Linked DNA regions of Homo sapiens: region 1 is linked to region 2. A link is an interaction called in ENCODE POLR2A ChIA-PET data of the cell type or tissue named here. Cell type or tissue: B cell. All regions are shown on one strand. Each heading gives the region's core, and the rest is flanking DNA. Links, peaks and the distances in the headings are about the cores only.

The links. Peaks named below come from ENCODE experiments on the same cell type or tissue, not always from the same donor. Only the 100,000 strongest peaks of a DNase experiment are listed, where the experiment ranks them.
Region 1: POLR2A ChIA-PET joins it to region 2 with 9 read pairs; 2 of 35 experiments call an interaction of 5 or more read pairs at or near these places.

Annotation. Positions count from the first base shown.
Region 1 is chr13:20,543,987-20,558,706 of GRCh38, reverse strand. LOC105370103 (a long non-coding RNA gene) reads left to right here. Exons shown (of 6, transcript XR_941725.3): 5 at 2,738-2,905; 6 at 6,458-7,073. Among named protein-coding and RNA genes, the nearest start is that of IFT88, 16 kb to the left of the region's middle. In B cell, for the core only: no CTCF peak of the experiment used is centred there; no DNase peak of the experiment used is centred there.
Region 2 is chr13:20,789,009-20,804,760 of GRCh38, reverse strand. It overlaps XPO4 (exportin 4), which reads left to right. Exons shown (of 23, transcript NM_022459.5): 14 at 3,771-3,930; 15 at 4,436-4,605; 16 at 5,422-5,596; 17 at 7,704-7,997; 18 at 8,505-8,685; 19 at 14,181-14,299. Among named protein-coding and RNA genes, the nearest start is that of EEF1AKMT1, 23 kb to the right of the region's middle. In B cell, for the core only: no CTCF peak of the experiment used is centred there; a DNase peak (open chromatin) is centred at 6,520; H3K27ac peaks cover 1,904 bases.

The DNA of each region.
Region 1 (14,720 bases), core at 434-2,933, 240 kb after region 2:
AGTGAGCTAAGATCATGCCATTGCACTCCAGCCTGGGTGACAAGAATGAGACTGTCTCAAAAAAAAAAAAAAAGTAAGAAAGACAATAGGTAGGCCCAATTTCACATATTCTGCCTCAAATGTACTGTACTCTCTCCCTTAAGAGTCACCTAAGTGAGACCCATATTCTTTTTTTTTTTTTTTTTTGAGACTGAGTCTCACTCTTGTCACCCAGGCTGGAATGTGATGGTGTGATCTCGGCTCACTGCAAGCTCCGCCTCCTGGCCTCACGCCGTTCTCCTGCCTTAGCCTCCCGAATAGTTGGAATTACAGGCGCCCGCCACCATGCCCGGCTAATTTTTTGTATTTTTAGTAGAGACGGGGTTTTACCATGTTGGCCAGGATGGTTTCAATCTCCTGACCTCGTGATCTGCCTGCCTCGGCCTCCCAAAGTGTTGGGATTACAGGCATGAGCCACCGCGCCTGGCCGAGACCCATATTCTTTAATATGAAAAACACTGTTTTTCTAACTGTCACCAATCAAGTCCAGGGAAATCATACTCATGGCCTTTGGACAGGATCTTTAGATCCTAAATTGTGACTACACAGTGTACTCACACTTTAACCCAAAATCAGACTTTGAAACCAGGCTTGCAAGATTTCTTACTTGCAAATTACAAATTAACTTTAGCCTGCCAGCAATTTCAGTCTGTTCTAAAACAAATGGACATTGGACTATAAATTACCCTGATGAAAGAGTCCTATGTCCACTCACACCACAAAAACCGCAGCCTTTAGCAAGTCGGAATTAGTATGTAGCATACAGGAAACCATGGGGCATTTCAAGTTGTGTCCCTACTATCACAGGCCCTAATGGCAGCATATAAACTAAAGCGCAGTTTATCTAAGGAAGCCTTTTTTTGTTGTTTTTTTTTTTGAGGCGGAGTCTCACTCTGTCGCCCAGGGTGGAGCGCAGTGGCACGATCTCGGCTCACTGCAAGCTCCGCCTCCCGAGTTCACGCCATTCTCCTGCCTCAACCTCCCGGGTAGCTGAAACTACAGGCGCCCGCCACCACGTCCGGCTAATTTTTTTGTATTTTTAGTAGAGACGGGGTTTCACTGTGTTAGCCAGGATGGTCTCCATCTCCTGACCTCGTGATCCGCCCCTCTCGGCCTCCCAAAGTGCTGGGATTACAGGCGTGAGCCACTGCGCCCGGCCCTAAGGAAGTCTATTTTTAAAGAAAGGACTACTCACTAAAGTCCGACTGTTAATTTCATAGCATATTGTTTGTCAGAGAGGAACTAGGTAAGATAGATAATGACTTAGCACCATTCGTGACTTAAAGGATGAAAAAGCCAAGCTCCTGGCCTTCTAATGGTAAAGTAACGCAGTCATACAGTTAGTGCAAAGCAGTTGGTTGCTTTTGCCTCTTCTTTCTTTGTTTAATCTTGATTTTTGTCTTGGATCATTCTTTCCACTTAAATCTGGTTTTAAAATGCCACAGTCATGCTCCCAGCCTTATTACTACTGAAAATTCTTAATGTCTACAACAAAGAATAACCCAATAGTTTAGTTGACTTATGTAAACATTTAGAATTATCCACATACTTGTTATGTCTTCCATTTTCTTTTTAATTTTCCATGCAGAGATGATGATTCAGTAAAAAACAAGTCTCTCAGTTGGGTGGGCATAGTAGCTCATGTCTATAATCCCAGTGCTTTGGGAGGCCGAGGCAAGAGAATTGCTTGAGCTCAGGAATTCAAGACCAGCCTGGACAACATAGGAAAACCCTGTCTCTACAAAAAAATAAACAAAATTAAAAATTAAAAAATTAGCTGAGGCCAGGTGTGGTGGCTCACGCCTATAATCCTACCTTTGGGAGGCTGAGACGGGTGGATCACTTGAGGTCAGGAGTTTGAGACAAGCCTGGGCAACATGATGAAACCCCGTCTCTACTAAAAATACCCAAAAAATTAGCCAGGTGCGGTAGTGGACGCCTGTAATCCCAGCTACTCGGGAGGCTGAGGCTAAAGAATTGCTTCAACCTGGGAAGTGGAGGCTGCAGTAAGCCAAGATCATGCCACTGCACTCCAGCCTGGGCGACAGAGCAAGACTGTCTCAAAAAAAAAAAAAATTAGCTAAGTTTGGTGGTGTGCAACTGCGGTACCAGCTACTAGGGAGGCTGAGGCAGGGGGGATCACTTGAACCCAGGAGTATGAAGCTGCAGTGACCTATAATCACACCACTCCACTCCGGCCTGGGTGACAGAGCAAGACCTTGCCTCTAAAAAAATTTTTTTAAACAGGATATTTCAGAGGAATTTCTAACAATTGTGTTGAGTTTACTGTTTTTTGGGTATAAGCAAACTTCAGTTTCTATTCCTATCAGTTTTGCCATGATTTTGCAGCTACTTACCTGCATTCAAACTCTCCATATCGTGAACCTCCCCTGCCTTTTTTTTTTTTTTTTTTTTTTTTTTTTTGAGACAGAGTCTCGCTCTGTCACCCAGGCTGGAGTGCAATGGCTTACTGCAACCTCTGCCTCCTGGGTTAAAGCAATTCTCCCATCTCAGCCTCCCGAGTAGCTGGGACTACAGGCGTGTGCCACCATGGCCGGTTAATTGTTGTATTTTTAGTAGAGATGGGGTTTCACCACGTTGGCTAGACTGCTCTCGAACTCCTGACCTCAAATGATCTGCCCGTCTCGGCCTCCCAAGAACTTCGCCTGCCTTTCTAACCTTATTTTCTTCTGTTAAGGAGAGATAAAGACTTTGGGAGCAAAGATGAGGTTCGGAGAAAGGTTTACTGTCAAGCAAGGAATCTGATCTGACCCAGAGAACTTCAGTTCTGGGGATGAGGCCCTAAGAATCCGGTCTCCGTCAGGAAAGCAGTCTGTGGGCTCTGGAGCGACCTGGGATCTGGAGTGTAAGTGTATCTCTATGGTTTGTCAAGAGGCGGTCTTCTCTGTGAGTGTGAAGTGCTTATTTCAGTGTAATGGCACCTCCGTGGTTTCCACTTATTCCCGATTATGGTACCCTCACAATCATTTTAGAAAGACTCAAGTCTGCATTGCCTCCCACCTCTTGGATGACATCGCTACTGTCATCATTATCATAATCACTAATATTATCATTGTAAGGTTTTGGAGACAGGGGTCATGCCTTATATTTCTTGCATTCCCCCATGGATGTGTAGAATACATTTTCTCTCTGGTCTTAGATGTTTTAATAATAAAAAGAAGGGCCGGGTGTGGTGAGTCACACCTGTAATCTCAGCACTTTGGGAGGCCAAGACGGGCAGATTGCCTGAGCTCAGGAGTTCGAGACCAGCCTGGGCAACATGACGAAAACCTGTCTCTACCAAAAAATACAAAAATTAGCCAGGCATGGTGGCGAATGCCTATAGTTTCAGCTGCTCAGGAGGCTGAGGCAGAAGAATCGCTTGAATCCAGGAGGCAGAGGTTGCAGTCAGCCGAGACTGGGCCACTGCACTCCAGCCTGGGCGACAGAGTGAGACTCCATCTCAAAAAAGAAAGAAAGAAAGAAAGAAAATGGGGAGGGGGGGACATGGATTTAAAAACTAACTAGTGGGTACTGTGCTCACTACCTGGGTGACAGGATCAGCTGTACCCCAAACCTCAGCATGATGCAATATACTCACATCACAAACCTGCATACGTACCCACTGAATCTAAAATAAAAGTTGAAATTATTTAAAAAATAATAAATAAATTATAAAACTTCTAACAACAACAAAAACAAAATAGGCAGATTTTAAAAACACTGTTATCAGTGAAATACTAAGTTTGGAAGAGGTCTCCTGACCCAAGAAGGGAAACACGTTCATCCTCCTTCACCACAGGGCTTTTTTAGTGGGAAAACCTGAGGACCAAGGCCAAGGAAAGCTTACCTTTCTCAGTCAGGGACTCTGACTCTTCCTCTGATATGGCTACTGAATTATTGCGTGACTTTGGGCAGGTCCCTTCTCTAGGACTGTGTCTTGTCACCTGCAAAAGGAGGGGGTGGGCATAGCCTTTCCCACTGTAGCTGCTTTTGAGTCCTTGACCTCATCTACCTTCTTTTGGGTCCTTGACCTCATCTACCTTCTTTTGAGTCCTTGACCTCATCTACTTTCTTTTGGGTACTACACCCTAGCGGTTTTTTTTTTTTCTTTTCTTTTCTTTTTTTTGGGGGAGGGGGGAACGGAGTCTCACTCTGTTGCCCAGGCTGGAGTGCAGTGGCATGATTTCAGCTCACTGCAAGCTCTGCCTCCCAGGTTCACACCATTCTCCTGCCTCAGCCTCCCAAGTAACTGGGACTACAGGGTAACCCGCCACCACGCCCAGCTAATTTTTTGTATTTTTAGTAGAGATGGGGTTTCACCATGTTAGCCAGGATGGTCTCAATCTCCTGACCTTGTGATCCACCCACCCCGGCCTCCCAAAGTGCTGGGATTACAGGCGTGAGCCACCGCACCTGGCCCACCCTAGCGTTTTATTGCCTGCTAGTTTGACAATGTTCACAATGAATGGAATCTTAACTATTGTTAAGGGGGAGCTCCTTAGTATTTATTTATATTTTAGTTCAGGTTCAAAAGTAAGATTTCTCTTCACACAAACGTCTCACTTTTTTTTTTTTTGAGACAGAGTCTCGCTCTGTCGCCCAGGCTGGAGTGCAATGGTGTGATCTCAGCTCACTGCAAACTTCACCTCCTAGGTTCAAGAGATTCTCCTGCTTCGGCCTCCTGAAGATGGGACTACAGGCGTGCACTACCATGCCCAGCTAATTTTTCTATTTTTAGTAGAGACAGGGTTTCACCATGTTGGCCAGGATGGTCTCAATCTCTTGACCTTGTGATCCATCCGCCTCGGCCTCCCAAAGTGCTGGGATTACAGGCGTGAGCCACCGTGCCCAGTCACGTCTCACTTTTAAGAATCAGTAGAATACTCTAGATTTAAGGTAGTCTGTATTCAGAGATCACTGATTAAAACAGAAGGGAGTGGAGCAGAGGGAAGAAAGAAAAGTGGAAAAATACTCTAATAAACATACAAGCCGCTTTTATGGATGGAAAATAGTAAAAAGCTGGCCTGTGGCATGCTCTAATTGCAGCCCACATGACCCTGCTTGTGCCTGGAGCAAAGTGGGGCCCTGTGAAAGGTTTCCTTACAAAGCAGCACAGGCTGGCTGGTTCATGAACTCACACACTGCGCTGTTGTTACAGCCAGGCTTTCATGCACACCAAAGCTGATTTCTAAAAGGGCGTTTGTGCAGTCTGTGTGCAAAGTAAATTTCCATCACTTTGGCTTTTCTTTTGCTGCTTTCAGAAGAGCTGGCTTATAAAAAGCCTTATTCCATAGTATAACATGTCATTTTTTCTACTTGCTTGAGTCAGTAATTAAATTGGTTTCATAATAACAGATATGAATTTAGCTTTTCAACTTGAAAGTAGGATCAGTGAAGGCTGGAATGTGGCTTGAAAAGAAACCAGTAAGTTCTTTCCAACCCAAAGTCAACTCTCCCTTGTTCAGCATCCAAAATCACTAAAAAACAAGCACTCAAGTAAACCAAATAAATATTGTACAAAGATATTTGATGACAAGAAACAGTGAAATTAAGTGCATTATGTTTTCAGCATTAATTATCTTTGTTGATCCACGTCAGCTCTATACAGGGTCTAACAGTAACAAGTTCACTCATTCCTTCATCCATCCATTCATTTGTAGGAGTTTCACAAATGGATAAGCCAGAAGGAAGGCATTCCTGGCAGATACGAGAGCATATGCAAGCTGCGCACCTAACACAGTAGCCACTAGCCGTGGCTGTTTAAAATTAAATGGAAGGCCAGGTGTGGTGGCTTATGCCTGTAATTCCAGCATTTTGAGTAGCTGAGGCAGGAGGATCACTTGAGGCCGGGAGTTGGAGACCAGCCTGAACAACATAGTGAGATCTGTCTCTATAAAAAAATTAATGTAAATTAAATTAAAAATAATTCTGATTAATGTTATACTTATGTGTGCTTTTCAAAATTAAATCAAATTAAAACTTCAGGCCGAGAATGGTGGCTCACACCTGTAATCCCAGCACTTTGGGAGGCCAAGGCAGGTGGATCACCTGAGGTCAGGAGTTTGAGATCAGCCTGGCCAACAGAGTGAAACCTCATCTCTATCAAAAATATAAAAATTAGCCAGGCGTGGTGGTGGATGCCTGTAATCCCAGCTACTCAGGAGGCTGAGGCAGGAGAATCGCTTTAACCCAGGAGGCGTAGGCTGCAGTGAGCCAAGATCACACCACTGCACTCCAGCCTGGGCAACAGAGTGAGACTCTGTCTAAATAATAATAATAATAATAATAATAATAATAATAATAATAATAATTCATTTCTTCAGTCACACTAGCCACATCCAGGTGCTCAACTGCCACACAGGAATAGTGGCTACTGTGTTGGAGAATGTGACATAGAACATTTCCTTTATTGCAGACAGTTCTGTTGGACAGTGCTGCAAGGATGGAGAGACTATTAAGATCACCTGACTACACCATTTAAAAAATTTTTTGAATGAACTATCTTTGTTTGTAAGCCCCAAAACATGGTCTGAAGACTCATTAGTGACCTGATCATACAGCTGACCTCTGAACAACATGAGTTTGAACTGCGTGCGGGTCACTTATAGGCAAGTGTTCAACTGCACGGGGCAGGAGCAGTTGGTGCCCAATCTGCTAATTGTTCAAAGGTAGAGTGTAGTTTTTAAAGACAAGTGAGGTAATTTCTTTTAAATCTCTAGGCTACTACAATACAGAATGCTGGGAAATGAATTAATGTTATGCTTACGTGTGCTTTTCAAAATTCCCCTTGTGACTAATGGGATGTCACTCTGCAAAAACATTGTTAGTTTCCCATTGATTCCACTGGTTTGAGTGTGTTTAATGCCGAGGAAAGTGAGAGTTCTTTCGGAAGATGGTAGGTTTTTGTCTTTTTGAGGTGGTTCATTTACTTTGAGAATCATCATTTTGTATTTTTAAAACCAAGTCTTATATGCAAAATTATTGAACTGTGAGAAGAAAAGGCAAATAAAATCTTTCTTTTTCATTGCAAATGTGTCTTTATCCAGTAATGACTTTGAAACGGGCATCTAAATACTTTCTCTGAAACCCCAGTGAAGAAAGTCAAGGGGTCATCCAGGGTGAAGATCTTAATTGGCCTGTTTCCTTCAGCAAGTCTACATGCTTGTTGATTTAGCTTCTCAGCTTCTAATTTTTGTAGATTTCTCAAATTCAGGATCTCCATCTCCCTTCCTCTTACTCATCCTCCTACCACCCCTAGAATCCTGAATCTAGACAAAGATAAAATCCATAAGTGACATTTTCTGTAAGTGAAGTTGGAAGTAATTTGGGAAAAAGCTACAGTAATTATAAGTGGTTATGAAACCCTAATTTTCTGACAAGAACCTACTATCTCTCTGGACATAGTTATACTCAAGCACATCAGTTTCCCTAGACAATATCATACACATCATAGCCTCTGTGACATATGGTTGTATAGGTTGTGGGTTGTGCACTGCACAAGGACACATTTAAGGAGGTGTTGCTCACATTATATACATCACAGATTTGGTACTTATAACAAAAATAAAAACAATTTTCCAGAAGATGGCAGTAAAGTTGTTGGAGGCTGAAAGAATGAGGGTCGTGGTCAACTCAGTGCACCACTGGCGGCTATATGAGCAAACAGCAAACTGTTCTCGTGAAAGCAGGATGTTGGTAAACTGACAAACTGTGCCTGCCGCCCAGTAGGAATGCTGAGGGCAGTCACAACCCAGGCACGAGTGTTTCTTGTGATTAGGCACAACTGAATCCTGTTAGCAATAATGTGAACCTGTGATCAATTAAGCAGCTGACCAATCTACCTCCTCCTCCCTGCTCTTTATACCCAATAAATATGAAGGGCTGAAGAAGCTCGAGGCTGCCTTTGCTCACTAGAAGCAGGGAGCTCTCTTCTTCTTCCCCTGGACCCTTCCTTTAAAACAGTTACTTTTGTCTTAAGTTTTCATTTCCACGTTCATCCCTTCTTTCAGTCTCATAAAGACGGTCTCAAGTAGTAACAGTAGTAACTGTCTCAAGTAGTAACAGTAGTAACTGTCTCAAGTAGTAACAGTAGTAACTGTCTCAAGTAGTAACAGTAGTAACTGTTGTAGCGATGGTCTCAAGTAGTAACTGTGGCAGTCTCCCACACAAAGTATCTTGTTCTTAAAAAAAATCAAGGGGCCAGGCCAGGTGGCTCACACCTGTAATCCCAGCACTTTGGGAGGCTGAGGTGGGCAGATCACGAGGTCAAGAGATCGAGACCATCCTGGCCAACCAACATGGTGAAACCCCATCTCTACTAAAAATAGAAAAATTAGCCGGGTGTGGTGACGCACGCCTGTAGTCCTAGCTACTTGGGAGGCTGAGGCAGGAGAATCGCTTGAACCCAGGAGGCAGAGGTTGCAGTGAGTTGAGATCGTACCACTGCACTCCAGCCTGGTGACAGAGCAAGACTCTGTCTCAAAAAAAAAAACCAAAAAACAATACATTATGACAATTTTCTGTAGAGGAGAGTACAATGTCTTGATGAAGAAGTACCTTTCTCTGATTTACACAAAGGTATGAAATGGACTACCATTGGCTCTAGGGCTGTATAAAATCAAATCCAGACTATTAGTGAAAGTGAACCAATGCAGTTTAATAAGTAAAGAAAAAAAAAGAATGATCAATAATATATATTGAGCCAGGCACAGTGGCTCACGCCTGTAATCCCAGCACTTTGGGAGGCCAAGGTGGGCTGATTTCTTTGAGCTGAGTTTGAGACCAGCCTGGGCAACATGGCAAAACCCTGCCTCTACTAAAAATACAAAAATTGGTGGCGGGGGGCAGGGTGTGCGGTGTGGTGGTGCATGCCTGTGGTCCCAGCTTCTCCAGGGATGAGGCTGGAGAATCGCTTGAACCCGAGAGGTAGAGGCTGCAATGAGCCAAGATCGTGCCACTGCACTCCAGCCTGGGTGACAGAGTAAGACCCTGTCTTAAAATAATAAGTATTGAAATTCTGGCTTCCAAAATACTTGTTCTTTGTTCATATATTATATTACATGTGCAATATAGTGTCTTCGTTCATTCTGGCCGCTATAACAGAATGCTGTAGACTGAGCGGAGCATGGTGGTATGTATGCATCTGTTGTCCTAGATACTTGGGAAGCTGAGGTAGGAGGACACTTGAGTCCAGGAGTTTCAGTCCAGCTTGAGTAACATAGCAAGACCCCTCTCTAAAAAACAAAAATGCTATAGACTGGGTGGCTTATAATAACAGACATTTATTTCTCACAGTTCTGGAGGCTGAGGGGTCCAAGATCAAGGCATTGGCAGTTTCAGTGTCTGGACAGGGCCCACTTCCAGGTTCATAGACAGCCATCTTCTCATGGTCTCCTCACATACTGAAAGGGATGAGGGGTTTCTCGGGCCACTCTCATAAGGGCACTAATCCTGGGCATGAGGGCTCTGCCCCATGACCTAACACAACCCAGAGGCCTTGCTTTCTGATAACATCACGGTGGGGGTAGGGATTCCAATGTATGAATTTGGGGAGACATAAACATTCAGTCTAATATGTGTAGTATAAATAAGATAGTGTAATACATGCTTCCCTAGGCCTCATGGAACCACAGGTACAAATGTGATTAATATATATGGGGAGGAATTCTTCAGTTTTAGGAACATCTTTCTGTCACCCCAAAAGTCTCCCACACACATACACACTGTCTTCCATCTTTGGATCCCCCGAAAAGTAATGTATCAAAAGTACTGTGATGTTAAGGAGGAAAGGGTTTTAGAGAAAAAATAAATTCCTGATTCACTTTGTGACATGTTTAAATTATTTTGTTCCTTGTTCAGGACTATGAGCTTTCTGGCTTGGGCAACTACAGCTGAAAAATGCAACACCCTTTTCTTGTGGAGCAGTTTTACCAAAGTAACGTTTCTCTTATGTTTTGTTCATTTCAGAAATTGTCATCTTCCTTTCCCCCTCTCTTCTTTTCTCTCTCCCTTCCTCCCTCCCTCCCTCCCTTTCTTTTTTCTTTCTTTTTTTTGCAGGGGTGGGAATAAGGTTTCACTCTGTTGCTCAGGCTAGAGTGAAGTGGCACAATCAAACCTCACTGCCATCTTGACCTGCTGGGCTCAAGCAATCCTCCTACCTCAGCCTCCCTAGTAGCTGTGACCACAGGCACATAGCACCATGTTTGGATAATTAAAAAAAAAATTTTTTTTTCATAGATATAGGATCTTGACATACTGCCCAGGCTGATCTCGAACTCCTGGGCTCAAGCAATCCTGCCTCAGCCTCCCAAAGTGCTGGGATTACAGGCGTGAGCCACCTTGCCCGACCTTCCTTTCTAAGCAAAATAAATATAGGCAAGGGATGGATGATCAGAAAGCATTTGTAAAGTGCAGTATTAATGTAAGCTATTACTTGTGATATTTTAAAGGATGTCAGAAGTGGACAGGAGGAGAAGGACCTATGACCAGTGTGTTTAGACAGGGGATAGGAACAGACATAAGCAGCGACGTGTGCACTGGTTTTATGAACTAGTTTGCTATGACCCTGCAATGCCTTTGCATGTTCCTGGAGACTATGCCTGAGTTTTCAAATTCATCTTTTGTAAAACACTGTTCAAGTTTAGGATAAATATATAATTCAAGACATTTTGACTAGAAAGGAAAGATCTGGTCTGAGATGGACCTGCTAAGTGGCCTGGAAGTCTTGGGGCTGTCACCTGTAGAATGGTGGGGCTGGAATCTGCTTTACATATGCCAGGGAGGTGCCAGGGAGGGCCAAGTGAGAGTATGTGTAAGGAAGAGCTGCTGCGTGATACTACAGAGGACACAGAATGATCCAACACTGGCCATGTGCCAAGCACATTTTAGAATGGATTCTATCAGTTAATCATTAACAATAACCCTTTAAGAGGGAACCTCTATTATGACCATTGTACTGCTGAAAAGGCTGAGTTTTGAGGAACTAACTTGTCTAAAATCATGCAACTAGCCAAGCACGGTGGCCCACATCTGTAATCCTAGCACTTTGGGAGGCCAAGATGGGCGGATTGCCTGAGCTCAGGAGTTCAAGACTAGTCTGGGCAACATATTGAAACCCTGTCTCTACTAAAATACAAAACATTAGCCAGGCATAGCAGTGTGCGCCTGTAGTCCCAGCTACTTGGGAGGCTGAGGCAGGAGAATTGCTTGAACCCGGGAGGTGGAGGTTGCAGTGAGGAGATCAAGCCATTGCACTCCAGCCTGGGCGACAGAGCAAGACTCCATCTCCAGAAAAAATAAATAAAAATAAAAATAAAATCATGCAAGTAGCAAAATATGAATTTGAGATTCAGACCCTGGCAATCTGACTCCAGAGCTCACACTTTTAACCACCGCACAGTTTTGCCTTTCTGATATTGACTTGTATACTGTTACCTATGTAGCAACACGTTAAGTTGGGGATTACGGCTGATGCCCTAAGATAACAGATCACAGATGTAAAAATGAATTGCCAGACCAATGTGCATTTTTTCAAAGTAGGTGGTCCAGAATGTTTTGGAACTTTTTGATCTCTTACTAGTATTGGGGTAAAGGATGGAGAGTTGGGATTTCACCTTCAAAGTGTTCCTCTGCGACTGGTCCCAGCTGGCAAGAGGGGAGATTTAATGACCTAATTAAGACTGTATTTGCAACTTAAATTACCCTTAGGCTTTTATTTCCCCAAAGTGATCAGAAAAATCAGGGCCCCACCTAAGTTTTAAAAGGGGAAAGGGAGACAAAAATAAAGTTGGGCTTGAATTACATCCCATGAGTTGTTCTAGTTCAGTGAATCTAGTTCAATTACACATGCTGTACAGAGTTCTTTTTACTACTTTAAGCAGTTAATTTCTATTATGGGTGGAGTAGCCACAGCTTCAGAGAGGAAGCAGGGCTGGGCTATGTAAAAGAAGAGGAAGTTTCAGATAATTTGTGGTGAAGAGAGCATAGGATTTGGCATTGCTCTAGGTCTGTAGAGCTATTTGAGCGCTTGAAACCTCACTGCCCAGGAGAGGTTTTCTTCACCATTGATTCCCAAAACCATCTTCCTCACTTCCATCATCCTTAATCCCCTTGACCTCTTTATTTCCTACATAACACTTATCATGACCTGCATTATTATTCTCTTACACATACATTTATTTCCTTATCTACCTGTTCAGTTTCTGTCTTTCACTAGAATAACAGTTCCATGAGACTAGACGTCTGTCTATCTTGGTCACCACTTTGTTCCCAGTGCTTTGAACTGAGCTGTCTAATGGGGTAGCCACTAGTTACATGTGGCTATTTAATTAAAATGAGTTAATTAAAACAATTTTTTTTTGAGATGGATTCTCGCTCTGTCACCAGGCTGGAGTGCAGTGGCGTGATCTCTGCTCACTGCAGCCTCCGCCTCCCGGGTTCAAGTGATTCTCCTGCCTCAGCCTCCCGAGTAGCTGGGATTACAGGCACGCGCCATCATGCCCAGCTAATTTTTGTGTTTTTAGTAGAGACGGGTTTTCACCATGTTGGCCAGGATGGTCTTGATCTCTTGACCTTGTTATTCACCTGCTTTGGCCTCCCAAAGTGCTGGGATTACCGGCGTGAGCCACTGTGCCCGGCCTAAAATAAAATTTTTAAAAATTTATTTCCTCAGCCCCTTCAGCCATATTTCATGCCAATAGGCATATGTGGTTGGTGACTACCATATTGGACAGTGTAGATGTTGAACATTTCCACTACTGCAGAAAGTTCTCTTGGGCAGTACTGATTTAGAATAGTGATGGGCACATAGGAAGTGCTCAACAAAGATTTAATGAATGAGTATTAAATAAATGAAAGTTGTTGAACTTGCCCTCTTTGAAGACAATTAAGAGATCCTGGGGATTTGCTGAGATAACGAAGCAAAATTACTCCTGTACACTAGAAACATGACACTAATGTGAGCTATTATTATTGTAATTCAAGCTTCCCTGGGCTTCATGAGCTGCAGGTACAAATGTGATTATGTAAAAAGGAAGGACTCAGATTTCACTGGCTCTTGCCCTGGCCCACATAACACACATGGGTTATCTTATGAGACCCTTTCTTGATGTCTGCCCTTGGGGTTGGGAGAGCTCTTTACTGGCCATTCCTGCCAGCGACTAGCTTGCCAATATTGATAATCAGGCCATAGATCCGTTTCCAGAAGTATTCAATTCACAATCAGAAAAAACAAATTAGCTGGGTGCAGTGGCTAATGCTTATAATCCTAGCACTTTGAGAGACTGAGATGGGAGGATCACTTGAGCTCAGGAGTTGGAGACCAGCCTAAGCAACATAGGGAGACCGCATCCCTACAAAAATAAATTAGCCCAGCGTGATGGTGCACACATATAGTCCTAGCTACTCAGGAGGCTGAGTTGAGAGGATCACTTGAGCCTAGGAAGTCAAGGAGGCAGTGAACCATGACTGTGCCACTGCACTCCAGCCTGGGCAAAGGAGCAAGGCCCTGTCTCAAATAAATAAATAAAAACAATTAAAAAAAATTTAAATTAAAAAAATCTGCAGGTCAACAGGTTCAGCCAACATCAAAGTGTCTATGACCTCCCAGAAGCCCTCAGGGACCCAAAGCAATGCTCGATTATCCAGCCTTCTTGGTGCCACACACCAGGTGGAAGGCACACGCCCCTGCCCAAGTCCTCTGTTTTTTAAACTTTGTCACGTAGGCACCAAAGCCCAGCTGCTGTGTAGCCCTTTGTCCCATGGAATTCACAAGAGCACCCCTCCCTCAGCTTCTCCCTGCAGCTCTTGTCGACAAGACCCAGGCCAGATGAGAGGTCAGGGAACAAGAGTCACCAAGGACCCTCAGAAATCCCCTTGATGTTCCCCTTTGCCTATGCAAATTATTCACAGACAGAGGTATTTACAGGCTGCAGACCCAGTCATCATCAGACACAGCTGAAGCAATGGCTTCAGTAACAGCTCATTTCACCTGGACCACCAGTATACTACCGTCTTATCCTCACCCAGGAGTAACTTTTCGGAGGGTACAGAAGTGGACAGCTGTTGGCTGATTTCTTCAGAGCTTTGTCGTGGGCTCCATTTCCTGGTGTGCTGGTTCACAAGACTGTGTGATGCTGGGCCACATGGACTTCTCCCTGATGTCCTGGAGCTGCGGGGGCCGCCTGGACCCTGGCTCAAGTTCTCCACCCTGCCTACAAGGTCCTGACTCTGACTTGGCCTTTTCTGCCCAGCTCTGCTTTCTTCAGGCTGGAGGGCTGGGCTGGAAGCAGCACTTCCTTTTTCTTCAAGCACTTTATGATCAAGAAGACTTACGGCTGTCTTCATCTCACAGGCATTCCTCAGGGCTTAAGGCCCTCTCTTTGGGAAGTATCCTAGTTTTCCACCACTGATAGGAGTTTGGAGTTGTTTTAGTATATTAAAAAGATGATTCAGGGGTTTACTTTTTATTTAAATGATTAATATTCAATTTATTAAAGTTACAATATCAAAGTTTTTCCTTAGATTTTGAAGATTATTGACAAATCACATTTTTCTTTTTTAAAGTATATTAATTTTTTTTTGGAGACAAAATTTTGCTCTTGTTGCCCAGGCTGGAGTGCAATGGTGCCATCTTGGCTAACTGCAACCTCCGCCTCCTGGGTTCAAGCGATTCTCCTGTT
Region 2 (15,752 bases), core at 5,485-7,984:
GAAAATATGAGAAACTGAGTGCTGTTTGAAATATATTTGTAGATATAGTGCTTTAAGGAATTGAAGTAGGAATGGGGTATTAATCTTGGAATATCAACAACTTAAAAATATTTTGGTGTTTTTATGAGTTGTATTTCAACTCCTATGCGTGCCAGCATCTGAGGATACAGTTAGAAGTGTGTAAGGGTGTTATAGGAGCTCCTGGTTCCCCTAATCTACGGGCAGAGGAGAACCAGAGGGGGCTTCTTGAAACAAGAGTACTTTAGGCAGTGACAATAGCATAAGCAGCAATGTTATAGGAAAGGGGTCCCTGAGGGTTCTTGGATCTTGCACAAGAAAGAATTCAGGGCGAGTCCATAGAGTAAAGTGAAAGCAAGTTTATTAAGAAAGTAAAGGAATAAAAGAATGGCTATTCCATAGACAGAGCAGGAAGTTCCTGAAAATAAGAAATAAGAAAATAGGAGGAACACGTCCACCATAGGCACAATGCTTGTGTGTATGTGTGTGTGTGTATATATATATATAATGTGTGTGTGTATATATATATAATGTGTGTATATATATAGATATATATAGTGTATGTATATAGTGTGTATATATATATTGTGTGTATATATATAGTGTATGTATATATAGTGTATATATATGATAAAAAAGATGGGGAGATGGGCTTTGCTACAAGGGTTTGTGATAAAGGATTACTTTTCTTAATTACTGTATTTTGCAAGAATCAATATTACTATCTTTAAAGCAAAATTAGGAATGCCTTTGTTCTCCAGATGTCAGAATATCTGGACACTCCCAAGTCTGGGTCTGTTTAGTAAATCTTATTAATTTGTTCCCTTAACTGTAAACATCTAGAGAATAGGGAATGCCTGATTTTCTGGGAATGCAGCCGTCAGGTCCCAGCATCATTTTCCTAGCCCTCACTCAAGATGGAGTCAGTCTGGTTTGATGCCTCTGACAGTAAGAGAGCCCTGCTCAAGTGAGAAGAACTTAGGTGTGGCTGGTGTGTGACCCAGGAGGGCAGGGCGATAGCTTTGGTGGGGGGATGAGGGTGGAGAGGCAGGGAGGTTGCTGTGGGTGGGGCTGATAAAGTGGGAGTAAAAATACTGACAAGGATTTACAGCAGAGAAGTGAAGTGATCAAAATATTTTAGAGATACTATTCCATGGGTGATAAATTTAAAGGGTGACAAGGCAAGTTAGGAAGCATTTTCCTACGTAGTCTTGGGAGTGAAGATGGAGAAAGGTTCTTGGGTTATGAGAGGTATTTCTGAGGTAGAAGAAAGGCCCCTGGGTGCCTCCCCTGGACCTGCCTGACTCAGGCTGAGTGGTTCTTTCATTGATGTTTCTTCCACTTTACAAAAGAAAGGCCAAAGTTTTCACTTCTACCTCTGAACATGTGGATTGGCAGGTGTGTAAAACCCCACAGAGGAGAGGGACAGTTGCAAACAGTGTGGCACTGACTAAGTGACTGAGTCACTAGTGAGTGGACAGTTAGCAGGTTTCAGTCCTTTGCATTAAATAACAAGAGGACCTAATCACATCAACCAAGAGATGATTAAAAATAATTTTTGTTGGTAGATCTCTGTGATTTTTGGTGTATAACTTGGAAGAAATTCAAATAATTGGGGTACTCTGCGATTTTAAAAATAGGTTCTACTTATATGAAGTTTTCTCAGTACTTATATCTATTAAAGGAAAAATAGGAATCAAATCATGCTCCACTTGCTCATCTGGCAATAGGTAATATTCATTCAAAGATACGTGTACTAAGTGGGGAAAGAACCCTACTAAGTTAATCACATTAAGAGATGCATACAATTTTATGTTTGTGTTTATTCATGTTTAATAATTTATTCAAATTTATATTGTTTTGCTCAGTTGTCTAGTTTTAAGTATCATAATGATAATCCAGAAGACATTTTTAAACACTTAATGGTCTTATGGTCATTGAAAATGTTTAAAAGTTATCTTTCAATATATAGACATTTGTATCAGAGTATGTAGTATGATGAACAAAATACTGGAACATAAAAATTATATTAGGATAATGTTCTATGGGAAAATGAAATTGAAATAAAAATAAGGAAAATCTGTTTATATTTTTAATGGGTGATAGTGGGTATCAGAATATTGTGATAATAAAACTCCAGTGCATAAATTTAAAGTGTTAATGTAACCATTTTCTTTTGAATTTTGTTAGGCTGGAATAGATATTTAAAATGATTTAATCTTACCAGGAATTTTGACATATCTACAACTTAAATGTATTACTGTACTGGGAGATTGTTGGGGTTTTATTTGTTTGTTTTGTTGTTGTTCATATACCCCCTAAAAAATTTTTTTAAAAAACTCAAACGAGCACTGGTGGTATAGGAAGTGTGCAGACAGTGAAGAAGGTTGGGCATGGTGGTTTATGCCTGTAATCCCAACACTTGGGGAGGCCAAGGTGGGAGGATTGCTTGAGCTCAGGAGTTCAAGACCAGCCTGGGTGACATGACGAAACCCTGTCTTTACAAAAATTTTTTAAATCGGCCTGGTGTAGTAGTGTGTGCCTGTAGTCCCAGCTACTTGGGAAACTCAGGCAGGAGGATCACTTGAACCCAAAAAGTTAAAGCTGCAGTGGACCGTGACTGTGTCTGGGCATACTGCAGCCTGGGTGACAGAGCAACTCTGTCTAAAAAAGAAAAAAAATTAGAAGAGATTCTGGGGTGGAACCTTAAAAACCTCCTGATTTAAAGAAGAAGTTCAGGAGAAGAGGATGCTGCCATGAAGACTGGGAAAGAGGAAGCAGATGGCTAGATGAAGAGAGGAAGGGCAGTGACCCCAGGGAGGCTGCAGGAAGATAAGGGCAGTGACAGTGGGCCATCCAGTGGGGTAAAGAACTGAAACACGTGTGTATGATTTCATGATGAGATCATTTCAGGCTTCCTGAGAGCACTAGTAAAGGAGCATAAGCCGAATTTGAGTGATTAGAATCCTTTTCTCAGCACTGATATTCATTAGTGTGTAATGGGGTCTTTCCATTACCTCCTTTGCTTCCTTGCCTTTTGGCTAAAGTCAGGTTAAATATATATCACTTCTGATTATGTGCCCTCCTCAACAAAGACATTTCTGTTTGTCTGCATGTCACGCTATGTGATTGACACCACACGACCATATGAATTATGTAGTGTAGGAAAGGACAATATGTGTACTTACACAGGTAATCTTTCTAGCAAGAGTTTTATTTAAAAATACCATGAAGAATCAAGTTTACTAGGAAATATTGGATTTAAACAAGGCTCAATATTCAAAACTTTCTAAATAATTCCCAGATCTTGTACTGTAACATGACCATGATATAAAAACACAAACTATACTAACCAGGGTAGTTTTAAGTAGTGATGCTAAGTAGTACATGCTAAAAGAGTTTGGCATGTACTCTGAAGATTTAATTTGATGTATTTCTCCTGAAAATCTGAAAATTTTGAATCTGAAAATTCTCTTTAGCTAGTAATGCTGATATTCACACATGTGGTTACAACTTCAGCAGAAGGACATCTCTAGTGTTGACTCTTCCTTTCCTTATCTTGTCTCCTGCTTCGTGAAAGATCAGAAATAATATGGGACAGTTGTCTAAAACTCTGTAGATGAAATGTTCAAGTATAGCCTGACCTAAATCCAGAGAACTGAAAGACAAAAAAGGACTTTTAAGGAAAAAAATATGATTAGACAGCAACTAAATAAATAAAAGAATAAATGACTTCTGTTTTATACCTACAGGCTGTTGTCTGCCATTCTCAGAGTTTCAGAAGTTGAATCTCGAGCAATAAGAGCAGATCTCACTCATCTACTAAGTCCCCAGATGGGCAAAGATATTGTTTGGTTTTTAAAACGCTGGGCAAAGACTTATCTCCTGGTGGATGAAAAACTGTATGATCAGGTCAGAATGTAAAACTTAAAACTTCATTTGGATTTATGATGATAGCAGTTATAGAAGCAGGAACATTTTTCTTGGTGGTTTTTCATCAAAATAGAACTGTTTAAGAGCAGTTTAACATTTTCTGTGTGGAAGAGAATTATGTGACTGGAATGCTGTTTTAATGTGTTTTTGAGCACATCCCTTGATATCGTTTATTTTAACTGCTGTTGAAGATACAGATTATTATTTGGGAATAGATTATGCTTTTTTGTATTTGGTTTAATACTATGTTAATTTTTTAATACTATGGGAATAATAGAAGTTGACGGGAAAATCACACTGGAAAATGTGAGTGGATTGAGGATGTCTTTTTTTTTGACCAGTGGAAATGAGTACATGTGTAAAGTTGATGTGAAGTAAGCACTACTTCAGATTAGATACTAATTTCAGTTCGATTTTTCTCTGTTTTTTTTTTCTTGAGTTGATCTTTCTTGCTTACCTTAAAAAATTTGTTTCCTCTCTTAAGATAAGTCTGCCATTCAGTACAGCGTTCGGAGCAGATACAGAGGGTTCTCAGTGGATAATTGGCTACCTCTTACAAAAAGTCATCAGTAACCTCTCAGTCTGGAGTAGTGAGCAGGACCTTGCAAATGACACTGTGCAGCTCCTTGTCACTTTGGTGGAAAGAAGAGAAAGGTTAGCCCATTGTTGGAGGCTGACTGTGTGTGTATGTGTGTGGGTGAGAAACTCTTTTTCACTTCTTAGTGTAGTCCTTTGAACTGGCAAATGGTTACACGGTCCTAATTCCAGATAGAGCCTACATTTTTGGAGTAATGGGTTTTAAAAACTATGTCACAGTACTATTACAAATGCAAATGGAGCTTTCCCATCTTATAATTGAGCATTACATTGACTCCTTCAGGATTTGGCATCAAAGCCCTATGAGTAACACATTAGTAATTTATCGTGTTGCAAACACTTTTATGTGGAATATGCTCATTTGAATTTTTAGACATCCCCATTTTAAAGATTAAATACTGATATTTAAAATTTAATGTTGGAAAGTAAAATTTTTAGTGCTTTCTACAACAATTCTAGAAATGTTTTCGTTGTTCTTACTGTATAGGAGTATCATTGTTATTATTACCATTGTCATTGTCTGGTTTATTGAATTCTTATAATTTACTATGTACTCTTCTAAGCATGTCATAGGTAGTATCTCATTTAATCATTATATCAGTCTCAGCCCCAGGAGACTGTTATTATTCCTATTTTGCAGATTATAGAGAAGTGATGATTGATAGAGGTTAAATAAATTTTACATCACCAGACAACTAGTGGGATTTGAATGTAAGCCTGTGACTTCAAAGTCTATACTAAGTTTACTGTACTTTGCTTTAACAGTAATTAAATCTAGTTATTTTTTATTTTTGTTTTCTTTGTGTGTATATGTGTATGTGTGTATGTATATACATAGTAATACATCTTATGTTTTGTTATTTCTACCTGTAGGGCAAACTTAGTAATTCAATGTGAGAACTGGTGGAATTTAGCTAAGCAGTTTGCAAGCCGAAGCCCACCTCTTAATTTCTTGTCAAGTCCTGTGCAGAGGACATTGATGAAGGCTCTAGTCTTAGGAGGTTTTGCACATATGGACACAGAAACCAAACAGCAGTATTGGACAGAGGTAACAGTGCTGTCTATTTTGATTGCACCCTTTTGTGTAACTCTGTAGTTCCTTTATCTATGCGTTGCCGTAAGAGTCTCTGGAGACATAAATGTATCAGTCATAGCTTTTCTTTCTTTCTTTCTTTCTTTTTTTTTTTTTTCTGAGATAGGGTCTTACTCTGTTGCCCAGGCTGGAGTACAGTGGTGCAGTCTCAGCTCATTGCAGCCTCTACCTCCCAGGTTCAAGCGATTCTCCTGCCTCAGCCTCCCAAGTGGCTGGGACTACAGACTCATGCCACCATACCCAGCTAATTTTTGTTTTTTTTAGTAGAGACGGGCTTTTGCCATGTTGGCCAGGCTGGTCTCGAACTCCTGGCCTCAAGCAATCTGCCCGCCTTGGCCTCCCAAAGTGCTGGGATTACAGATGTGACCAGCCACTGTGCCCGGCCCAGTCATAGCTTTTCTGATATTTTTTCTCCTAATGAATGGGTTGAAGCTTCTTATTTTACAAATGTTGTCTTATAATTTTTCTGTACCTGCCTGTGTGTGATGACATTGAATATTATCAAGTGTTCTGCATTTTAGGCACATTTTTCACAACTCAGTCGAGAGCATGGACTGGCTTATTAAATTTTCATTAGGGATCAGGGAAATATTCTCCTGTCTTGAATAAGATGCAGATTAACCATGATATTCATTTCCTAGGGCTGCTCTAACAAAATACCACAACAGAAATTTGTTTTCTCCTACTTCTGGAGGCTAGAAGTCCAAGCTATAAGGTGTCCATGGGATTTGTTCTTTCTGAAGGCTATGAGGGAAAATCTGTAGCCTCTGGTAGCTTGCTGGCAGTCTTTGGCATTCCTTGATTTGTAAACGCATCACCCTGATCCCTGCCTTCATCTTCACATGCTCCCCCTGTGTGTGTCTGCATCCACACTTCCCCTTTCTATATCAGTTATATTGAACTAGGGGCCCACCCTATTCCGGTATGACCTCATCTGAACTAATTACATCTATGACAACCCTATTTTCTTTTTTTTTGAGACGGAGTCTTGCTCTGTCACTCAGGCTGGAGTGCAGTGGTGTGATCTTGGCTCACTGCAACCTCCACCTCCTGGGTCAAGCGACTCTCCTGTCTCAGCCTCCTAAGTAGGTGGGATTACAGGTGCGCACCACCATGCCTGGCTAATTTTTGTATTTTTAGTAGAGACGGGGTTTTGCCATGTTGGCCAGGCTGGTCTCCTGACCTCAAGTGATCCGCCCACCTCAGCCTTCCAAAACGTTGGGATTACAGGTGTGAGCCACTGCATCCGGCCAACTCTATTATCAAATAAGTTCATATCCTGGGGTTTGGATTTCCACATATGAGTTTTTGAGGAACACAGTTTGACCCATAACAACAACCATGGGCACATTATTTAATAGGCTTTAAATCAAGGGCCAAGAGTTGCCAGTGTGTGTAGGTTGCCAGCCTGCAGTCCTTGTCTAGAGGGCCCTTAGTGTTTGAGAAGGGGCACAGTAATGGAATTAGGCAGTTGTTTGTGACTTCAAATCCAGGGGAAACCAGACTGACTAAGTATTTTTATTTTAAACAATTGTATTATCATATGGACAACTTAAAGTCGAATTAAGATACTGTCCTCTTGAATATGAGTACTCTTATATACAGGGCAGGACTGATTATCTGAAGTTACGTTCTGTGCCAAGAGGAATTAGGTAAAGGAAAAAGGAAAAAAACAGACAAGAACTTTGAATTGGGCTTCACTCTGTAGAGGTCGGCAAGCTGCAGCCCATGGGCCAAATGTGGCTTACTGTCTGATTTTGTAAACAAAGTTTTTTTTCCTTTTTGACTCATTACTTGGAAAGAGATGGAGGGAAATGGCAGAATTCTTTGAATGGCAGGGAGACAGTTATGTCCCATGCTTTGGGTGTTCTGGCTTTACATGAGCGGAAAGTTAGGATGACCCTCAAAATGGGGAGTGTAAAGTCTGGTTTAGATATTCTTTGTTATGTGCTTGTCCTGCCTCCAACAATTAGAAATGTTTTGGAAAGTGAATATGTATCCAAGCAGAGGAAATAAAGCATGAGAACTGAGCTTTAAGAAAATTCCTGGTTTATTTTTATAGGTTCTTCAGCCACTTCAGCAGCGATTCTTAAGAGTGATAAACCAAGAAAACTTCCAGCAGATGTGTCAGCAAGAGGAAGTCAAGCAGGAAATCACTGCCACACTAGAGGCCCTGTGTGGCATTGCTGAGGCTACCCAGATTGACAACGTAGCAATCCTGTTTAATTTTTTAATGGACTTCCTTACCAATTGCATTGGATTGATGGAAGTTTACAAGAATACCCCAGAGACTGTCAATCTCATTATAGAAGTTTTTGTTGAAGTTGCACATAAACAGATATGCTATCTTGGAGAGGTAAGCACTTTCTAATTTTATCCCCTCAGGATTAAAACTCTTTGAAGCTGTAATAAAATAATAGATCTTTGCTTAAAATTTGATTAGTATTATCTTAAATAATATTTTTATTCCTTCAAAAGATTTTTAAAAAAGATTTTTGAAAAGAACTTATAATTTAGAGAAAGTCATGTTGAATGAATGTAAATTTTTTTTTTAATTTCTTCTAAAAGGAAACAGGATACATATACAGAACGTTCAGATTTGTTACATAGGTATATGTATGCCATGGTGGTTTGCTGCACCTGAATATAAATTCTTGTCCTAAAATTTTGTTAGAAAAGGGGTAAAATTAAAAAAAATATACTCTTAATATATGCTTTCTAGAAATTATTGTTTTAATGTAGTTTAAAGCAAGAATTATTGCTACTGTTGGAATTCGGAGTTAATTTATATAGATTATATTTTAAAATTTTTTTAATGTCAGTGTACCAAGTAGCATAATTTGTGCATTTTTTTTTTTTTCAGTCCAAAGCTATGAACTTATATGAAGCCTGCCTTACTTTGTTGCAAGTGTATTCTAAGAATAATTTAGGGCGGCAAAGAATAGATGTTACAGCAGAAGAAGAGCAATACCAAGACCTGCTTCTCATTATGGAACTTCTTACTAACCTGCTGTCAAAAGAATTCATAGATTTCAGTGATACAGGTAAAATGTAACGTGATGGTTTTTAAACTTTGTTGTTATCCTCCTTTTTATTAAATCAAAGGATTGTTTTCTGTAAGAGACATCTCATGAGGAAATTCAATTTATGGAATAAATGAAAGAAGATCTTTGTGGTCAAAGTGAGGGTGAGGACCAGTGGCCCTCCTGCTTGCCTTTCCTCTTGTAAGAATAATAGAAATAGTATCTCTCATTCATTGAGATCTTACTAAATGCCATGCACTGTTCTTACCTCTCACAATGGTATGAAGTCAATCCCATTGTTATTCTCACTTTATAGATGAGGAAACAGAAGCACAGAGAGCTTAAGTCACTTGGCCACAGATACTTAGCCAGGACTGGGATTCAAATCCCAGCCTGTGACTCCAGATGCCAGTCTCTTCAGAGTTACACTTCCTGACTAATCACTTCTCCATGTTCCTCACGGTGGCCACCCCAGAAACCCTAGCACTTTCCAGAGTGTGGCTTGGAAAGCCCTGTTGGTGTAGGAAGCACTCTCTCTGGAGTTAACAGCCCACACTTTGAAGACCTAGCCTAGTGTCTCACCTACAGTATGATGTGAGGGGAGTTGATTAGCCTACCTGTGTCTTTACTAGCTGGTCAAATGGGTATGATAATAAATACCTTTCAGTGTGTTTGAAGGATCAGCTGTAAAGTGTCTTTGGTGCCTAGCATTGTGTCTGACAATCAGTAGGTAAAAGATAGTTGCTGTTACAGGCAAGAACCTGATCAGTAATTTAAACCTCATATATGTGTATAGTTTTCAGTGCTGTAGAGTTCACTCCCCTCCTATCTCACTGCCAACCTTGACTTCAAACAAAATGGATCCTGTTTCATGACAGAAAAATGAATCATATCTAGCCTCTCCTATTATATGTTGTGCAGACACGTGTGGTAGTGGACATTTTTGGCTTCTTCCTTGTAAGATTCTCTTTCTAAGTTGGGTGCTATAATATCCACTTGACTTATTTATCCCAATCCTTGAGATTGTTCTGTTTCCTTAATTTTTTCGTATTCCTTATTCACTGGACCATGTCTTTTTTTTTTTTTTTTAAATTCTTGGGCAACGGTTTTTCCAATATCTGCCCTGAGCTAGGTACCATCAACTTCACAGTGTAGAAGGTTTACTCTTTATTTTTTTTGCAGTTAACTAGGGGTACCAAGGTGAGATAGTCTGAAAAGCACTGTACAAATTCACTTTTCCTCAGTGAATTCTTTCTGGTCTGTTTTTAGGCCCAGCCTTTCACCCAAGTTTTCTAACTTTCTTCAGGTCAGTTCTGCTTAATCCAGGAGTTCTTAACTTTTTCTTTCTTTCCTTGTTGTTGTTTGAGAGGCAGGGTCTCCCTCTGTCATCCAGGCTAGAGTGCAGTCGCATGGTCACAGCTCTGTGCAGCCTCAACCTCAGGCTTAAACTATTCTCCCACCTTAACCTCCCAGAGTGCTGGGATTACAGGTGTGAGCCACTGTGCCCAGCATTCTTAACCTCTTACTAATACAGTATTAGTTGGTTCATGGACTCCTGGAAACTCTTCTATACATTTTCCAGGTGTGTCAGGAACCCAGGTTAAGAATCTTGTCCCCAGAGGAATCTGTAACTAAATGTTAGGACCCAGAGCTAAAACATGTATATGTTTAGATGATTTACTGTCATGATTACTCTGTGTATCATAAATCAGCTCATTGTTTCAATTTTTTCATTTCTAGAAATAGTATCATCATTTTCTTGGATTCTTATTCTATGCCCCCACTCAGGCCCCATCGCAGACCTACTAACTCTAGAAATCTATATTTTGACTAAGTTTCCTAGTTGTTTCTGACATACTACCAGATTTGTCTTATTTTCAGAATAATTTTCCTAAAATAGTGATTCCATCGTGTTTCCTACCTACTTAAGTACTACAGTAGATCCCAGCGCTGGGCAGCGTTAATAAGAGAAAGGAGAAGGGACAGTCCACATTTCTAGAATATTCTATAATCCTATCAAAAAAGGAAGGATTATAATAGAAGTAAACATTTAGAGAAATGATTGTGGAGCTGTGGCCAGTTTTTAGAATCTTCCATCTTCTTCCTACCTTGAAGGCCCCTTTAGGAAATCAGAACTGCCTCTCTGCTTCCTTACTGGACTCTAGATGGAGGATCCTCCCCCAGCACAGCCTTCCTGAGTTTTTCTTTGAGTAACATAATTTCTGTACGACTTGCCCTGGACCCAGTAGGACTTGTACCAACAATAAGGGATAGCCATTAATATTTTTGGAATATTTTTTCACCTGGGAGTCTTCTTTGGTTAAGGGTGAAATGTTTCAGATCATTTACATTGAAAGGGCAGGGGATAAAAAATTAGCCAGGCATGGTGGTGGTGGGCACCTGTAGTCCCAGCTACTCTGGAGGCTGAGGCAGGAGAATGGCGTGAACCAGGGAGGCGGAGCTTGCAGTGAGCCGAGATTGTGCTACAGCACTCCAGCCTGAGTGACAGAGCCAGACTCTGTTTCAATCAATCAGTCAATCAGTCAATAAGAAAGGGCAGGGGGGCTATTAAGGTGTTTGAAGACAATCTCCCAGGTTTATGGTGCAGCTGCACTTCCTCCCATCTGCCATTCTAAGAACAAATTGTAGAGCAAACAATAAAGCTAAGCATTTGAAGGAGAGATTTTCAAAATAAAAGCAGCGAAAAGATTAAAGTCATAATAAGGTTAAGAAAAGAAATTGATGCTATAATGCTCAGGCTAGACAAAACAAAATAGGGGTAAAAAGAATAAAACGAGTATGTAGGGTTGAAATTCAGAAGAAACAAAAATGAAGGCAAAGTAGAAAATTATAAGGAAACATCTTTGGCACATCAGGCAAATGGATGGTAAAAAGGAAGAGAATATTTTATTTAAAAATAAAGATAATAGCTGAAACAAAATATAAAATATTCTAAATATTGTAAAACAAAGTTAATGGACTAGGTGAGATATTAAAAGCATAACTGCGCCGGGTGTGGTGGCTCACGCCTGTAATCCCAGCACTTTGGGAGGCTGAGGCGGGTGGATCACCTAAGGTCAAGAGTTTGAGACTAGCCAGGCCAACATGGAGAAACCCCGTCTCTACTAAAAATACAAAAAAATTAGCCGGGCATGGTGGTGCATGCCTGTAATCCCAGCTACTCAGGAAGCTAAGGCAGGAGAATCGCTTGAACCTGGGAAGAGAGGAGGTTGCAGTGAGCTGAGATTGTGCCATTGCACTCCAGCCTGGGCAACAAGAGCGGAACTCCAGCTCAAAAAATATTAATAATAATTAATAAATAATAAAAGCATAACTGGAAACTGGCATCTGACTTTTTTTTTTTTTTTTTTTTGTGAGACAGAGTTTTACTTTTGTTGCCCAGGCTGGAGTGCAATGGCGCGACCTTGGCTCACAGCAGCCTCCACCTCAGCCTTACGAGTAGCTGGGATTATAGGAACCCGCCACCAGGCCTGGCTAATTTGTTTGTTTATTTGTTTGTTTGTTTTTGAGACAGCGTCTCGCTCTGTCACCCAGGCTGGACTGCGGTGGCGCCATCTTGGCTCACTGCAACCTCTGCCTCCTCGGTTCAAGTGATTTTCCTCCCTCAGCCTCCCAAGTACCTGGGACTATAGGTGCCCGCCTTTTTTAGCAGATACTATGTTTCACTATGTTGGCCAGGCTGGTCTTAAACTCCTGACCTCGTGATCCGCCTGTCTCACCCTCCCAGAGTGCTGAGATTACAGGAGTGAGCCACCGTGCCCAGCCCAGGCCTGGCTAATTTTTTGTATTTTTAGTAGAGATGGGGTTTTGCCATGTTGGCCGGGCTGGTCTCGAACTCCTGGCCTCAGGGGATCTGCCCACCTCAGCCTCCCGAAGTGCTGGGATTACTGCGCCTGGCCTTGACATTCTTTAACGTGGTATCCGACCTGCTTTCTTGACTCCTTAGCAGAGCACATGGTTAGAGACTGAGCCCTCTTGGAGCCCATGATGGGTCAGCCTTTGCCGGCTCTGAGAGACGTGTCTTCTTGGCAGATACCTGGAGCAGGGAGTCAAGCTCTAGTACCAGCCTTCTGCTCCAGAGCAGGCTGGGGTTCCTTGGGTAGAATCCAGGCTTACCAGTATGATGTGCAGGGAACATTTGGTGACTCCTGCTTTAACACAGGAGATTCTTCCAACCAGAACAAAGATTCCAGGGGAGAAGTTCAGCGTTAGGCTTAACAAGTGGATTTTAAGTAGACACATATCCCTCATTTGATCTTTTTGTTGTTATAAGAAATATGCCCTTAATAGAAAAAAATTGTAAATATAGAGACAGAAAAATCATGCTTACTTTTGGACACCATCCAGAGTCAACTATACATTGCATTTTAGGAATTTCTGTTTTTGTTATTTTTGTCCAATTTTCTTTGTGATCGTGCTCTAAATACAAGTTTGTTTTTATTTTGCTTTTACTCCTGGCAAGCTGCGAACTAAATTCAATTTTATATTCTGTCGTTTTGTTTAATGTAGTGTTAACCTTTCCCTTGTCATTAGAATCTGTGATGATATTTTTAATGGTTATGTGGCATTCCACATTTTGGAATTTAGCCTGTTTCCTAATATTGGACATCTGGAATGTTTACCTTTTTCCTCTTATAAATGGTGATGCAGTGATCATTTCTGTGGACAAGGCTGTCTGAATTTCTGATTATATCCTTAATAGATAGAATTCTCAAAATGGTCTTAATATATTGCTTTTGAGGTTAACCACATTTCATCCTTACTGGCAATGAAATGTTATCATTTTTACAAATTATTTTTAATGTAATGAATCAGAAGTAGTATCTTTTTAAAATTTGTATTGCTTGATTAATAGTTGGAATGGACTGTTTTCCTTTAGAGTCAGACTTTGATAAACGTTTGTTTAGAGATGTTAATTTATCTGTTTAGGTCTTAGTATTCTCATTAATTTATATATATATATAATTCATATGTATTAAGAATGATAACCCTTTGTCATATTGGTTGTTCTTTTTTAAACTACTTTCTTTTTTATGTAACATTTTAATTTCTGTATTTCTCGCATTCCTTTTAAGCTTAGAAATATTATACACACTTGAAATCAAATGGATATTTCTATAGAAATTGTTTAACTCATTATGGCTAGTATGCCAGTAGATTTTATATTTCAAAACATTGATTAAGCATTAGTTTTATTTCTAGACTGTCCCCTGCTCTTAACCTCCCCAATACTTCTGTATCAAGTACTCATATCCCCTAATAAAACTCAAAAGGATGACACAGGGCTGGGGTCTCAGATCTTTTTTTCACCCCTGGATGTGCTGTCTCCTCCATCCCCTCACCAGAGACCAGGCAGGACGAGGTCAGATTCTTTATTATTCACTCATTGATTTATTTAGCCTCTAGGGGTGAGTTTATTTTCATAAGGGTAGAATACACACTTGGAAGATTTATTGATGTTACCACCATAAGCCTGCATCCTTTTATTTTAATAGATGAAGTGTTTAGAGGACATGAGCCAGGTCAAGCAGCAAACAGATCTGTGTCAGCAGCGGATGTTGTGTTGTATGGAGTAAACCTAATTCTGCCCTTGATGTCACAGGATCTCTTGAAGGTAATTAATGAAATTGAATGTGAACATACCACTATGTGTAACTGAAGTTCAAAGATACTTTAGACAAGAATATATCTGTGATTTAATTTAGTAGTTGTATCTGCTAAGTGCACATGAAGATACAATTTTTGTATTTTCATTAACGGTTACTTGTGCATGCTTCTCAGTAACATGGGCCCTTACTTAGTCTCTGTTTCTGCCCCAAAGTCCTGCAGGCACCCATACATTAGTGACTCGTTTTGTCAGGGAGTGCTACAGAAAGGAGCCTGTCCTTTTAGAAAGTACATTCTGTTAGCAGTTTTGATTACCTCATAATTTGTCACTAAGGGAATAAAGTAAGTTAAAAGTTTCAGTGTTTTCCTCTGATACTTTCTGAACATCATTCTCAAGTTAAGGGATTGAGCAAAGGAAGGCATTTTCCAAGGGGCACCATGTAAAAATGGGATGGTATGCTTCCAAGACTGATGCTGTTTTAAAGTTTTTGCACATTCTGACTACATTATGCCTTGGTTTTGTCAGTTAATATTGAGGGTGTGGTGGCGGTGAGGCAACTTTTTTCTACCATCCGTAAGTACCACAGAGGGAGGTCTCTTGTCATGAGTTGTCATAGCAGGATAAGGGTGGGGATGAGGACATGGGTGGAAAGGAAAGGAGGAGTTTGTGTGTGTATGTGCACATGTGCATGCATGCATGCGTGTGCACACACACACGAGATAAAGACAAGGAGTAGGAGGAAGTAAGATAGTAGAGGCTGGGCCGGGCGCAGTGGCTCACGCTTGTAATCCCAGCACTTTTGGAGGCCGAGGTGGGTGGATCACGAAGTCAGGAGATCGAGACCATCCTGGCTAACATGGTGAAACCCCGCCTCTACTAAAAATACACACACACACACACAAAAAAAAAGCCGGGTGTGGTGGTGGGCGCCTGTAGTCCCAGCTACTCAGGAGGCTGAGGCAGGAGAATGGCGTGAACCCGGGAGGCGGAGCTTGCAGTGAGCCAAGATTGTGCCACTGCACTGCAGCCTAGGTGACAGAGCGAGACTCTGTCTCAAAAAAAAAAAAAAAAAGTAGAGGCTGAGAAGTGTCCAGAAGGTGAGTACATACGAGAAGAATGAGTCCTGTTTGATTGCCAGCATAGCAGGATCTAACCGTGTGCTTCCCCCTCCTTGAGAGCGTCTCTAACTATTGGAAACAATGTTGATGACCCATGGCATTCACACAGCAGCCAGCCAGCAGGATGAGGAAGTTTAGTCAACTCTCCATATTGATTTGCATTTAGGGTTTGTTTAAACAAATAAGCCATTAAACATTTAAGTGTGTATTTTTCTTAAGTGTGGTTAAACCAGATTACTTACTTTTACCTCAGTTCTCTAGGATAGTACAACTGGAAAAATGTTTTTGGAAGTGTAAAGACCGAATACTCTGCTCTGTGCATAGTCTTAACAATTTGTATT